2 separate regions of the Homo sapiens genome follow, and region 1 is linked to region 2. The links are chromatin contacts, found by Hi-C in ENCODE. All regions are on one chromosome and are shown on one strand. Each heading gives the region's core, a stretch centred on a gene start or an enhancer-like site at or near the end of the contact. The rest is flanking DNA. Distances are from core to core; before and after follow the strand shown.

What was found. A loop is a pair of places that touch in the nucleus more often than their neighbours do. Pooled maps may share reads with other maps.
Region 1: a loop to region 2 is called in a map with no recorded cell type, with 6 times the contacts of the local background. The contact joins two enhancer-like sites. A Hi-C loop is called at or near these places in 6 of 37 single-sample maps with no recorded cell type and 3 of 50 pooled maps.

The regions. Positions count from the first base shown.
Region 1 is chr16:75,316,914-75,323,702 of GRCh38, forward strand. All of the region lies in intron 5 of CFDP1 (craniofacial development protein 1), which reads right to left. Among named protein-coding and RNA genes, the nearest start is that of BCAR1, 69 kb to the left of the region's middle. RefSeq lists enhancers at 203-252, 2,720-2,889. Within about 2 kb of position 3,363, at least 6 of the 41 ENCODE cell types and tissues checked have a DNase peak (open chromatin) inside an H3K27ac peak, as active enhancers do.
Region 2 is chr16:75,759,497-75,765,849 of GRCh38, forward strand. LOC105371348 (a long non-coding RNA gene) reads left to right here and starts at 554. Exons shown (of 6, transcript XR_933748.4): 1 at 554-644; 2 at 1,337-2,163. RefSeq lists an enhancer at 4,671-4,730. Within about 2 kb of position 4,840, at least 3 of the 41 ENCODE cell types and tissues checked have a DNase peak (open chromatin) inside an H3K27ac peak, as active enhancers do.

The DNA of each region.
Region 1 (6,789 bases), core at 2,113-4,612, 440 kb before region 2:
GAGGTTGTGGTGAGGCGAGATCGCACCACTGCACTCCAGCCTGGGCGACAAGAGTGAAAACTCCGTCTCAAAAAAAGATAATAAATAAATAAATAAAAATAAAAATAAAAAGTAAAAGAGCAGTTAACTAGAGAAAAGGCAAAAGGCTATGGGATCTTCAGCAAAGTCCTAGATTGGACAGGCAAGTGGCGAGGGCAGAGGCCTCTCTGGCCAACATGGAGGCCCTCGCCTAGATGAGTGGAGACTTCTCAAGGCCTGGTGCCTGGTACGCATGAGGGTTAAATGACACGAAGTCAGCAGCAAAGAAAACCTCTTCTGACCTGCCGCCAGACCTCTAAGGAAATGATACTTCTGAATTTCCCTTCCCCTTTGTCCACTCAAATGTGGTTTCATCTCCTCCCTGGGAAAGAGATAATGCTGCAGCCCTTCCCGCCTCTGCTCTAGCAATTTCCTTCTTTGAACCACTCCCATGGTGGGGGAGTCCTGGCAAAGCAGAGAAGGACACGCCACCATTTCACAGCAGTGTGGGAGTAAAGAAGGCCAGGGGGCTCTCCAAGGAGGAAATGTTGAGTGTAATGGAAACTAGATTCTGCCTGGGGAGGAGATGCTTTGCCCCTGAGGTGCGAACTGCTGTTGCTTTAATTTGTATGATTAGACACAGCTGGGGAGAATAATTTATTGACCAATACAAACAGACAATTTACATTTCTGAGACACAATTTTAAAGGAATTATTAAATACAGCTTCTAACAAAGACCATAATGACAACTTTATGCAGAACCCTGGGAGCTCAACAGAGGAAGACACAGCTTATTTTCCAGATACTGGTTCCATATGGCCTCCCACCAGTCACAGCCGCAGAGGCCAAGAAAAGCTGAGGCAGAGTCAGCATCTGGCATTAAAAGTCAATGACCTGGCCAGGTGTGGTAGCTCACCCCTGTAATCCCAGCACTTTGGGAGGCTGAGGTGGGTAGATTACCTAACGTCAGGAGTTCGAGACCAGTCTGGCCAACATGGTGAGACCCCACCCCCCATCTCTACTAAAAAAATACAAAAAATTGGCCAAGCATGGTGGTACATACCTGTAATCCCAGCTACTCAGGAGGATGAGGCAGGAGAATTGCTTGAACTTGGGAGGCAGAGGTTGCAGTGTGCCGAGATCGCGCCACTGCACTCCAGCGCGCCACTGCACTCCAGCCTGGGTGACAGAGTGAGACTCCGTATCACAAAAAAAAGAAAAAGGTCAATGACCCTTCTCAAGGAGAACTGTGCTCTGCTGTGACTGTGACTGGTCTGTGCTGGTCTGACGGCTGGAGCCACACACTCTCATGAACATTCCCCTGATCGTTCCCATCAGGGACAACATGGCCAGGCAAATAGCACATCTCGCCAACTAAGTCAACAGGACAAAGCACTGGGCAGAAGATCAATATGCCTCAGTGGTGTGTTGTTTGGCTGACTGTTGATTAGGGAGTTGGCATGCTTTCTTTCTTTCTTTTTTTTTTTTTTTGAGATGAAGTCTCACTCTGTCGCCCAGGCTGGAGTGCAGTGGCACAGTCTCGGCTCACTGCAACCTCCGCCTCCTGGGTTCACGCCATTCTCCTGCCTCAGCCTCCCCAGCAGCTGGGACTACAGGTGCATGCTGCCATGCCTAGCTAATTTTTGTATTTTTAGTAGAGACTGGGTTTCACCGTGTTAGCCAGGATGGTCTCGATCTCCTGACCTTGTGATCCGCCCGCCTTGGCCTCCCAAAGTGCTGGGATTACAGGCGTGAGCCACTGCGCCCGGCCGGCATGCTTTCTTAAATATCTGCATCCTGCTTTTAGACTTTCAGCTTTCTTTTTTCTCCCAGGGATGCATGTCTCTGTCTCTTCATAAAAAAATCTGAGGATATTAACATAAATTTTAAATTCTTGGGCACCTCTCAGGTTGAGACTAGGCTAAAGTTTTGGGATACAGGGGTGTCCTCAGTCAAATCAGAAATAATTCCTTACATCATAGACACCTCTCTTAAAACAAGTCATGCCTGCCCCTTTCTAGAAATGAGAAGGCACATTAAGCACATAGCTTTAAATGAAACTCATAGGAGCCGAACACATTTTGCAAAATTACTCCCTCTCAATACCAAACTTACTTTATTTATTTATTTTTTTGAGATGAAGTTTCTGTTGCCAGACTGGAGTGCAGTGGAGCGATCTCGGCTCACTGCAACCTCTGCCTCCCGGGTTCAAGTGATTCTCCAGCCTCAGACTCCTGAGTAGCTGGGATTACAGGCACATGCCACCATGCCCAGCTAATTTTTGTATTTTTAGTAGAGATGGGGTTTCACCATGTTGGCCAGGATGGTCTTGATCTCTTGACCTTATAATCCACCTACCTCGGCCTCCCAAAGTGCTGGGATTACAGGTGTGAGCCACCACGCCCAGCCCCAAACTTCTAACTGCTACTAAATAAGCATGCAAAATTCCAAATGAGGAGGAGATAGACATTGGACACAGCTGTGATCCTTGACACCTCAAAGTTACATCTGGGGTTGGGGGGGAACGTGCTTTATGGTCGTTGCATTACACGAGACTGAAGTGGTGAAGGTCATTTTTCAGCACTTAGCGCTCCTGCTAGGGTCCTGACTCCCAAATCTACTTTCTCAGTGGCATCCGCAACATCGTTTGCTCACTCAGTTGCCAGGGTAGCAGCTCTGGCCTCCTAGAGGCCACAATTCTACTAATATCAATGGGAAAACTTAATGAGGCTCAGATCCCAACCTGCCCCTCTTCCTCCAGAGGCAGCTTCCACTTCTCCTCACAAAGCTGGGATATGGCATCATCAGCGTTCCCCCTGTGGTGCCACCCCTCACAACCCAGGATTTAAAGAGCCCTTAGGAAGCAATCATCTATACAAGGGTGATCACAAGAATGGGGTTACTTAAGCATGAGCCCTAAGTGTCACTTTGCTAAGGCAATACAATGGATTTCAACAAAGAAATATTCGTTTCCACGTAGTTTGATACTGAAAGCAGAAAACTTTCTTTTTACTGCATGCAGGAAATGGTTTTCATAGAGGCTAACCACAGCTGAGCCATCTGTAAACCACAACATTGTTTCTCTTTAACAAATGGAAGATTTTTACCCACGGTATCACTGACCATCAAAAAGAATTCCCATCCTCCATCTCTAGAGCAAGAGAAAACGGTAAGTAGAGTTTCTTTCCTTAATCTGCTAGCCAGGGGTTGCTAAAACAGCCTTTTCATTCAGAAATGTAGTTTGTCCTCCAAGGTTCATCCCATCCCTACTGCTAGGAGATGTATGAACCCTTAAACAAGTCCAGTTTCTTTGCATTCTGAGACCCCCTCGGAGCATGCGCTTTTATGTGACCATGACTCACACTGGGTCATAATGTAAAACGTGTAACTATGACTGAAGGCCAAAAAGTTTGAAAAAGATGCTTTAGCGTTAACTGGCTGGCAAACGAAGAAGGTCTGCTGAAACAAAGTTGGCTGCTCTGCCAACAGATTGTTTGAAGGAAAACTAGTTAAAAAAAAAAGAAAAAAATCAAGTGCAATCAACTAAAGTAGGGCAGACCCTTCCATTCTTTGATTTTTCCCTGTGTATTAGCCATTTGCTTTGGGAAACTTGGCATCACGATCTCCCTGCTGTGAGAGCAAGGCCTCTGACCCAGGGCTCCTCACCCCAGACTGTGAGAGTGTGTGATTGACACCCTCTCCTGGGGGACGAGTGGCTTTGCTATGGCCTTCCAGTCACCGTGAGGCTCAGCTGGTGACTCTGCAAGGATTGCATGAGTGTGTTCATTGTTCTCACTGTTCAGATGAAGGAAAGGGGCTCAGAATATGGGACATTGATGGTCTCATGTGAATTAAACAACTGAAATGAGGGGGACTCATGCAAATAAAAGAACAAAATCCAAAAACATGACCTGAGTCACACCAAGGAATAGTTTCCCTCTAAGAATGAAGAGAAACAAGAACCCAAATATAAGCTACTAAATGTACTTGTACTCTGGAAGAATGCTGGAAAATCTGATGACTTACTATTTCTTATTCTCAGCTAGTATTTTTTTTTTAAGAGATGGGATCTTGCTGGTTTTGAACTCCTGGGCTCAAGTGAACCTCCTGCCTCAGCTTCCTGAGTAGCTGGGAGTCACAGGCACACGCCATCATGCCTTGCTCAGCTAACAGCTAATACTTTAATATTTTAATAAATTATTATTATTATTTTTACAAGACAAGATCTCACTATGTTGTTCAGCCTGATCCTGAACTCCTGGGCTCAAGGGATCCTCCTACCTCGGCATTCCAAAGTGCTGGAATTACAGGCGTGAGCCACAGTGCCCAGCCTGGCTAATACTTTTTATAATAGCTTTACTGAGATGTAATCCACATTCTAAAGATTTCACCTATTTAAAATGGTACAACTCAGTGGTTTTTAGTATATCCATTACCACAATCTCATTTTAGAAAATTGCCACTCCTGCCAAAAAGCCCCTTATATCCAGTAGCAGTTACTCTTCATTCCCCTCACCAGCTCTTGGCAACTACTAATCTACTTTCTGCCTCAACAGATTTACCTATCTCTCAGGTAATACTTTAAACCAAGCTTGTCCAACCTGCCTTATTCTGTTATTGTTTTGTTTTGTTTTGGGCTTTTACCAGCCTGAAGCCATGTTTTTCAGTTTCTGCCTCTAGTGATAAGCGGAAAAGAGGGGTGAGGAAGGGGCTTTATGGGCCCAACCAGAAACAGAAACTAAGAACTCATGACTGTATTCTCTCCCTTGGACACCCCTGCTTTAAACCATAAATTTAAGATTATATATAAGCATCCAGAAGAAACAACACATCTCTCAGTTGGTATCTATCACAGCCTCCTATAGGAAACACATTTAAACTTTCCTAATTTGTTTTCTTTTTCTTTTTCGAGACCAAGTCTTGCTTTGTCGCCCAGGCTGGAGTGCAGTCGTGCGATCTTGGCTCACGGCAAGCTCCACTTCCCAGGTTCATGCCATTCTCCTGCCTCAGCCTCCCGAGTAGCTGGGACTACAGGCGCCCGCCACCATACCCGGCTAATTTTTCTGTAATTTTAGTAGAGACGGGGTTTCACCGTGTTAGCCAGGATGGTCTCGATCTCCTGACCTTGTGATCCACCCGCCTCGGCCTCCCAAAGTGCTGGGGTTACAGGCGTGAGCCACCGCGCCCAGCCTATTAAACTTTCCTAATTTGTTTTCTACATGATGGTCATGCATACATTTTGTAAGAAGAATCAGAAATCTAGTCTTTACACAGGAATATTAGAATATCTGGGCATTGCTTGTAAAGTGAAGTCCCAGATATCACCAACACTATTTCGGATCTGTGTTTTTAAAGCACTTGGGTACAGTGGCTTTGCAGTCAGTGTAGAAACCTGTCCCTCCCACTTAATAAATTTTTATTTATAGTCATGTGTTGCTTATGTTCTGAGAAATGTGTTAGGTGATTTCATTGTTGTGCCCAACATCACAGAGTGTACTTACACAAACCTAGATAGTATAGCCTACTACAGGCTTACATTGTGTGGTAAAGTTTATTGCTCCTAGGCTACAAATCTGTATAGCATGTTACTGTACTAAGTACTGTAGGCAACTGTAACAGAATGGTAAGCATCTATGTCTAAACACATCTAGACCTAGAAAAGGTACAGTAAAAATATGGTACAGTTGAGCATCCTAAACCCAAAAATCTGAAATCTAAAATGTTCCAAAATCCAAAATATTTTGAGCACTGACATGACACTCAAAGGAGCATTTCGAATTTTGAATTTCCAGATTTGGGGTGCTCAACCACTAAGTAGAATACAAATATTAAAAAAAAAAAAAATCCCAAATCGGAAACACTTCTGGTCCCATGCATTTTGGGTAAGGGATACTTAACCTGTGTATAAAAGATAAAAAAAGGTACAGCTGTATAGGAAGTTTACCATGAATGGTGGAACCCGCAGGACTGGAAGTTGCTCTGGGTGAGTCAGTGAGTGAGTGGTGAGTGAATGTGACGGCCAAGGACATTACTGCACACTACTGTGGATTTTATAACCACTGTACACTTAGGCTACAATACATTTATTTAGAAAATTTTTTTTTCTTCAATAAAAATTTAACCTTAGCTTACTGTAACTTTATAAACTTTTTAATCTTTTAAAACTTTTTGACTGTTTTTTAGTAATGCTTAGCTTAAAACATAGCACAGCTGTAGAAAAACTTTCTTTATACCCTGTTTCTGTAAGGTTTTTTTCTATTTTAAAATGTTTTCACTGTTTTTACTTTTTAACGTTAAAAAAAAAAAAACTAAGACAAACACACACATTAGTCCAGGCCTACACAGGGTCAGGATCATCAATATCACTGTCTTTGACTTCCTTATTTTGTCCCATTGGAAAGTCTTCAAGAGCAACGTGTCTGGAGCTGCCATCTCCTATGACAACAATGCTTTCTTATGGAATCCTTCCTGAAGGACCTGCCTGAGGCTGTTTTACTTAACTTTTTTTTTTTTTTTAACAAGTAGAAGGAATACACTCTAAAATAACAATTTAAAGTATACTATAGGGCTGGGTACAGTGGCTCACGCCTGTAATCCCAGCACTTGTGAAGGCCGAGGCAGGTGGATCACCTGAGGCCAGGAGTTCAAGACCAGCCTGACTAACATGGTGAAACCCGATCTCTACTGAAAATACAAATTTGCCGGGCCTGGTGGAGCGTGCCTGTAATCCCAGCTACTCCAGAGGCTGAGGCAGGAGAACTGCTTGAATC
Region 2 (6,353 bases), core at 3,590-6,089:
GTCAGATATGCGTTTTCTTTTTTATTTTATCTTCACACTACCTAGTCAACAAGTTGCATTTCCTTTTCTTTTCTTTTCTTTTTTTTTTTTTTTTTTTTTTTTTTGAGGTGGAGTCTCGCTCTGTCACCCAGGCTGGAGTGCAGTGGCACAATCTCGGCTCACTACAACCTCTGCCTGCCAGGTTCAAACAATTCTCCTGCCTCAGCCTCCCAAGAAGCTGGAACTACAGGCATGTGCCACCATGCCTGGCTAGTTTTTTATTTTTATTTTTGTATTTTTAGTAGAGAAGGGGTTTCACCATGCTGGCCAGGCTGGTCTTGAACTCCTGACCTTGCGATCCACCCACCTCGGCCTCCCAAAGTGCTGGGATTACAGGCGTGAGCCACAGTGTCTGGCCCGCATTTCCTTTTCTTAAGATACAAAGATGTGTCTTAGCCAACAGAGCTCTCAACTCATTGTCATGGGATTTTCTGTCATGGGAAATAAGCTGCTTTGATAATAACCTGTGATTCTTTCAAATTTTTCTGAAAGCATTTTGGTTTGTATTTTGTAGGTGTCCATCTCTTCACAGTCATGGCTGATCTTGTCATCCACTTTTGGGAGATTCTCCTGTATCTGGGCAGGGTATGCCTTCTCTACATCAGGTATCTAGTAAAAATTATTATTTTTGGATGCAGTTGAAGGAGGACTTGAATTTTCCACTGGAGCTGTTGCATTGCCTTCCCTTCCCCTCCCTTGCCTTCCCTTCCCTTCCCTTCCTTTCCCTTCCCTCCCTTCTTTCTTTCCCTCTTTCCTTCCATTCTTCCTTTCTTTTCCCTTCCTCCTTCCATCCCTCCCTCCCTCCTTCCTTCCTTCTTTTCTTCCCTCCCTCCCTCCTTCCTCTCTTCCTTTCCTTCCATTTTTCCTTTCATTCCCTCTCTCCCCTACCTCCTCCCTCCCTCCCTCCCTTCCTTCCTTCCCTCCTTCGTTCCTTCCTTCCTTCTTTCCTTCCTTCTTTCGTTCCTACCCTCCCTCCCTCCCTCTTTCCTCCCTTCCTGTCTGCCTGCTCTCTGCCAGAGTACTCTTGTCCTCTTTCTTTTCTGGCTCTGTGCCCTCAACTCTGGAAGGTCTCATGCTGTGAGGGACTTCTCCTCACCTGTGATCCTGCTAAAGCACTGTCCGAATAAAACTCATTGTTTGTTACTGCCACTCCAAGGTCGTATCTTTTTCCTTATTATCTGTGAAATCCTGTGAACTCTGTACTCATCCTATGTCCTTCCTAGGACGGGCATAAATGTAGAAGAAACTATCTTTGCTGATCTCAGAAAATAATGCCTTATCTTTTTTTTTTTGGCAGGATCTCATTCCCATCACCCAGAATGCAGTGCTGTGGCACGATCACAGCTCTCTGCAGCCTCAATTTCCCAGGCTCAAGCAATTCTCCCACCTCAGCCTCCCGAGAAGCTGGAACTACAGGAATGTGCCACCGCATCGGGCTAATGTTTTGTATTTTTGGTAGAGACAGGGTTTAGCCATGTTGCCCAGGCTGGTCTCGAATTCTTGGGCTCAAGCAATCCTCTCACCTCAGCCTCCTAAAGTGCTTGGACTAGAGGTGCAAATCACCATGCCTGACCCTTTATCTCTACTTTTGGCCAGAAGCAATCCAGTTAACACTCTATCATATATTATTCCTCCTACTGTTTTCTCCTCTCTAAATTCTTCAGCTTTGGCTGTTTGCCCATTAGTCACTGCCTGGGAGTTTTCAACTTTTAAAATTTGTGACAACATTGTTAGGTCATTAAGATGGGTCCTCATCCGATGTAACTGGCGTTCTTACAAGAAGCAGGGAAATGACGTGGCGGAGACACAGGAGGGGGAAATACCGCGTGATGATGGAGTTAAAGACAGGAGTTATGCAGCTGCAAGCCAAGAACACCAAGGGCTGCTGGTGACAGCAAGCGAGGAGGGAGCCTGGCCCTGCTGGCATCTTGATTCAGACTTCCAGCCCCTACCACTCTGAGAGAATAAATTCCTGTTGTTTTAAGCCACCCAGTTTAGGGTGCTTTGTTGCAGCCGCCTTAAGAAAGGAATACATCGTATCATTCCCAGAAACTGCTTGAGTCCCAGGGTTTGAGACTGGAAAGTGCTGAGCCTCCCTCACTACCAGATGCCACCTTGGCGAGGGTGAGTAGGTAGGAAAGGCTGAGCAGTGACCCCACATTCATGTGCTATGGCACATTTGAGAACATACCAAACAGGAAATGAAACTGATGTGAAACAGAAATTTCCGTCATAAAAACAATTTGCATGAAACGTTCACTGTACTAAAAAAGTAGATGATTTAGGACAATTTTAACTTTTACCCTGAAAATAAATGTTTAAACCATTCATGATGAAACGGTAAGATGACAGTGTACTATTGGATCCAATGGGACTGTATGTACGTGTGTGTGTGTGTGTGTGTGTGTGTGTGTGTGTGTGTGTGTGTGAATGTTTGCGATCACATTCATTTGACATGCAGGTTGAATAAGTGAGTCACTCTCCCCAGTACACGGGGGCTGCCTCTCCTAGCAGCAAATTTTCTCATTGGTTACTGCTGTGTTTCGGATGTCCCTTCCAAAACTGATGTTGAAACTAAATCCCCAATGTGGCAGTATTGAGAAGTGGGCCCTTTAAGAAGTGATTGGATCATGAGGGGTCTGCCCTCTTGAATGAATTATCCATTCATGGATTAACAGATGAATAGGCTATCATGGAAGTGGGACAGGTGGCTTATAAGAAGGGCAAGAGACGGCTGGGCGCGGTGGCTCACGCCTGTAATCCCAGCACTTTGGGAGGCCGAGGCAGGCGGATCACGACGTCAGGAGATCGAGACCATCCTGGCTAACATGGCGAAACCCTGCCTGAACTAAAAATACAAAAAATTAGCCGGGCATGGTGGCGGGCGCCTGTGGTCCCAGCTACTCAGGAGGCTGAGGCAGGAGAATGGCGTGAACCCGGGAGGCGGAGCTTGCAGAGAGCCGGGATCGTGCCACTGCACTCCAGCCTGGGAGACAGAGCGGGACTCCGTCTCAAAAAAAAAATAAAAAAATAAAAATAAAAAAAGGGGCAAGAGACACCTGAGCTAGCACAGACGACTGCCTCGCCAGGTGAGGCCCTGCCTTGCCTCAGGACTTTTCAGACAGTCCTCACCTGCAGGAAGGATCTCACCAGATGTGGCCCCTTGACCTTGGATTCCTCAGCTCCACAACTGTAAGAAATAAGTTTCTTCTCTTTATAAATTACCCAGTTTCAGGAATTCTCTTATAAACAACAGAAAAAAAAGACCAAGACAGTTACTGTATATCTTCATAAAACTAATTTTGTAGGATCTGAGGGCTTTGTTCTCCAAGAGAACACTTGCTCCAATTCTCAGGTTTTCTTCTGTAGTTCTGTAATTTTACTTGAAGAGAAGAATGTCAAGAAAAGACATTAGTAATTAATAAATGCTGGTGGATGATCCCTCTAGCGTAAAACTGGAACATGGCACTGTTTTGTTATTGGTGCTATTAAATCTGAATTATCACTTTAAAAACATATATGAAAAGCAGATATCAGGATTCAATTACTGCTTATTTCATGGAGAACCCGGGAAGAATAAACATATAAATGTGTTTTTAAATTTCTGTTTAATGCATATCACTGTTTCATGTGATAATGTGTGGATTCACATGCCCCAGCTTAGAAAGAAAAACAAACTCATCCAATCGTGCTTCTTGCTGTGTTCATTTGCACACTAGAGAATGATGACTTCTCTTTGTTAGAGCCACAAGTATATGTAAATTGAAGAGAATACATTTGTGACTGGATTATTTACAACCAATACATTGCTAGGTGATAAGCAATTCCACTGGGAGATCCATTGACTGTTGCTACCGAGTGGATTTCACAGAATGGCGACTGCAGACAAATGACCTGTTTCCTCCCTGGTTGCTGGGATCCAGCATTCTGCCTAGAAACAAACCAGTTTCCATTGTTTGGGGTTAACCCTATTTACTAGTAATGATAATATTATCCCTCATAACATTAAAGGTTTAACTATTGGTAGGCTTTTCATTTAACTGTATTTCAAGAAAGGGATATGCAATTTAAAGAAGTTTATTTTGAAATAGTTTCAAACTTAGAGAAAAATCACAAGGACTGCACTAATAACTCCTCCCACCCCCTTTGAAGGAATAATGATAATTATATAATAATGTGTTTTTAATTACTGGCAGGTATTTTATTTGGAGGCATTTCTGTGATTGGAACAGGAGTTGAGACGATGTCAAATGTATGATAACAAAGTAAATCCCTCAAATTGTCTCACAGTGAAAACGTTAACAACAATAACACTACTCTTAAATTCCTTCTTGTTTTCAATAGAAAGGGCCAGTAAGTGAAAGGGCCTTTACATTTTTGTTTTGGAACAGCTCTGCAATTTCATTTTGATTTCATATTTCTAGTAATAAAGCCTCTTCTGACTCCACATTCTTATTTCTGGGCAGACATTTTATTCTTCAGAATTGTAGTGATGGACAAGAAGCTAAATTGGAATGACTACTGTATCAATGATTAATTTGATAATTATAACAATGTCCAAACATTTAGAAATTACAGTATTTCATCAGATGTATTTTTAAAGAGGCACCTCTGTGAGAAGAACAGGTAGGCAGGCCAGCTTTCCCCTGGCTTATCACCCCTTTCCCTGGATTGTAGAGCATCCTTCACTCGGTCCCCTGTGAGAGGCCAGCAGGTTACTCTGCTCTCTGTGGGGTTTTTGTTTTTACCAGACTCTGCAATAACAGGCCCAGGTTTTGCAGCTCTGATGACTTTCTTTTTGGTGATGAAGCCACAGGGTATTAGCACCTCCTCGTGGCCATACATGTAATCTGACACTGTCCCTTGTAATAGTGATGATAATGACAGTGTTAGTGCCAAGCCACTTTAAAATGCTTTTAGTTCCTGGCAGATGTTTTATTTAGAGCGATTTCTCTGAACGTAAATGCCAGTTATGGAGGTTTTATATATTTTAATTAAGTAAATATAAGGTATTATTTTAGTAAAGGAAGTAATAAATCAATATCTCCGACAACTTTAGAGCACTACTTCACAGGATGTATTTTTTCAGATATATTTTTGTAAAGAAGACAAAGAATGAAGATGGTTTTGACTTAAAAAAACTTTTATTTTAGGCTCGGGGCACATGTGCAGGCTTGTTATATAGGTAAACTGCGTGTCATGGGGGTTTGGGGTACAGATTATTTCATCACCCAAGTAATAAGCATAATATCCGATGGGTAGTGTTTTGATCCTCTCCTTCCTTCCACCCTCCACCCTCAAGTAGGCCCATGTGTCTGTTGTTCCCCACTTTGTGCCCATGTGTTCTCCTTGGTTAATTCTCACTTGTAAGTGAGAACATGTGGCATTTGGTTTTCTGTTCCTGTATTAGTTTGTTTAGGATGATGGCCTCCAGCTCCATCCTTGTTGCTGCAAAGGATGTGATCTTGTTCTTTTTTATGAATGTGTGGTATCCCATGGTGTATATGTACCACATTTTCTTTATCCAGTGTACTGTTGATTGGCATTTAGGTTGATTCCATGTCTTTGCTATTGCGAATAGTGTTGCGATAAACATACGTGTGCATGTGTCTTTATGGTAGAATGATTTCTATTTCTTTGGGTATGTACTCAATAATGGGGTTGTTGGGTCAATTGGTAATTCTCTTTTAAATTCCTTGGGGAATCACCACATTGCTTTGCACAATGGCTGAATTAATTTACATTCCCACCAGCAGTGTATCAGCATTCCCCTTTCTCTGCAACCTTGCCAGCATCTGTTATTTTTTGACTTTTTATTAAAAGCCCTTTCAACTGGTGTGAGATGGTATCTCATTGTGGTTTTGATTGCCATTTCTCTAATGATTAGTGATGTGGAGCATTTTTTCATATGCTTGTTGGCTGCAGTAAGTCCTCTTTTGAAAAGTGTCTGTTTATGTTCATTGCCCACTTTTTAATGGGGTATTTTTCTTGTAAATTTGTTTAAGTTCCTTATAGATGCTGGATATTAGACCTTTGTCGGATGCATAGTTTGCAAATATTTTTTCCCATTTTGTAGGCTGGGTTTTGACATATTTTTAACTGACTAAATTCCTAGTGGTTACTATGATAATGTGACAATAATAAACTCTACCATGATATATTTTTTTATACTATTTTATTTGAGGAGGTTTACACATAATCCAGTCACTTGATTAGCCTGTTTAATTTAGATATACTTCATAGCTCTGCCAAAGAGGAGTTACCTTTCTGTAGTGTGTGAATGAGCACAGCATGAGAGATGCTGGATGATAGTC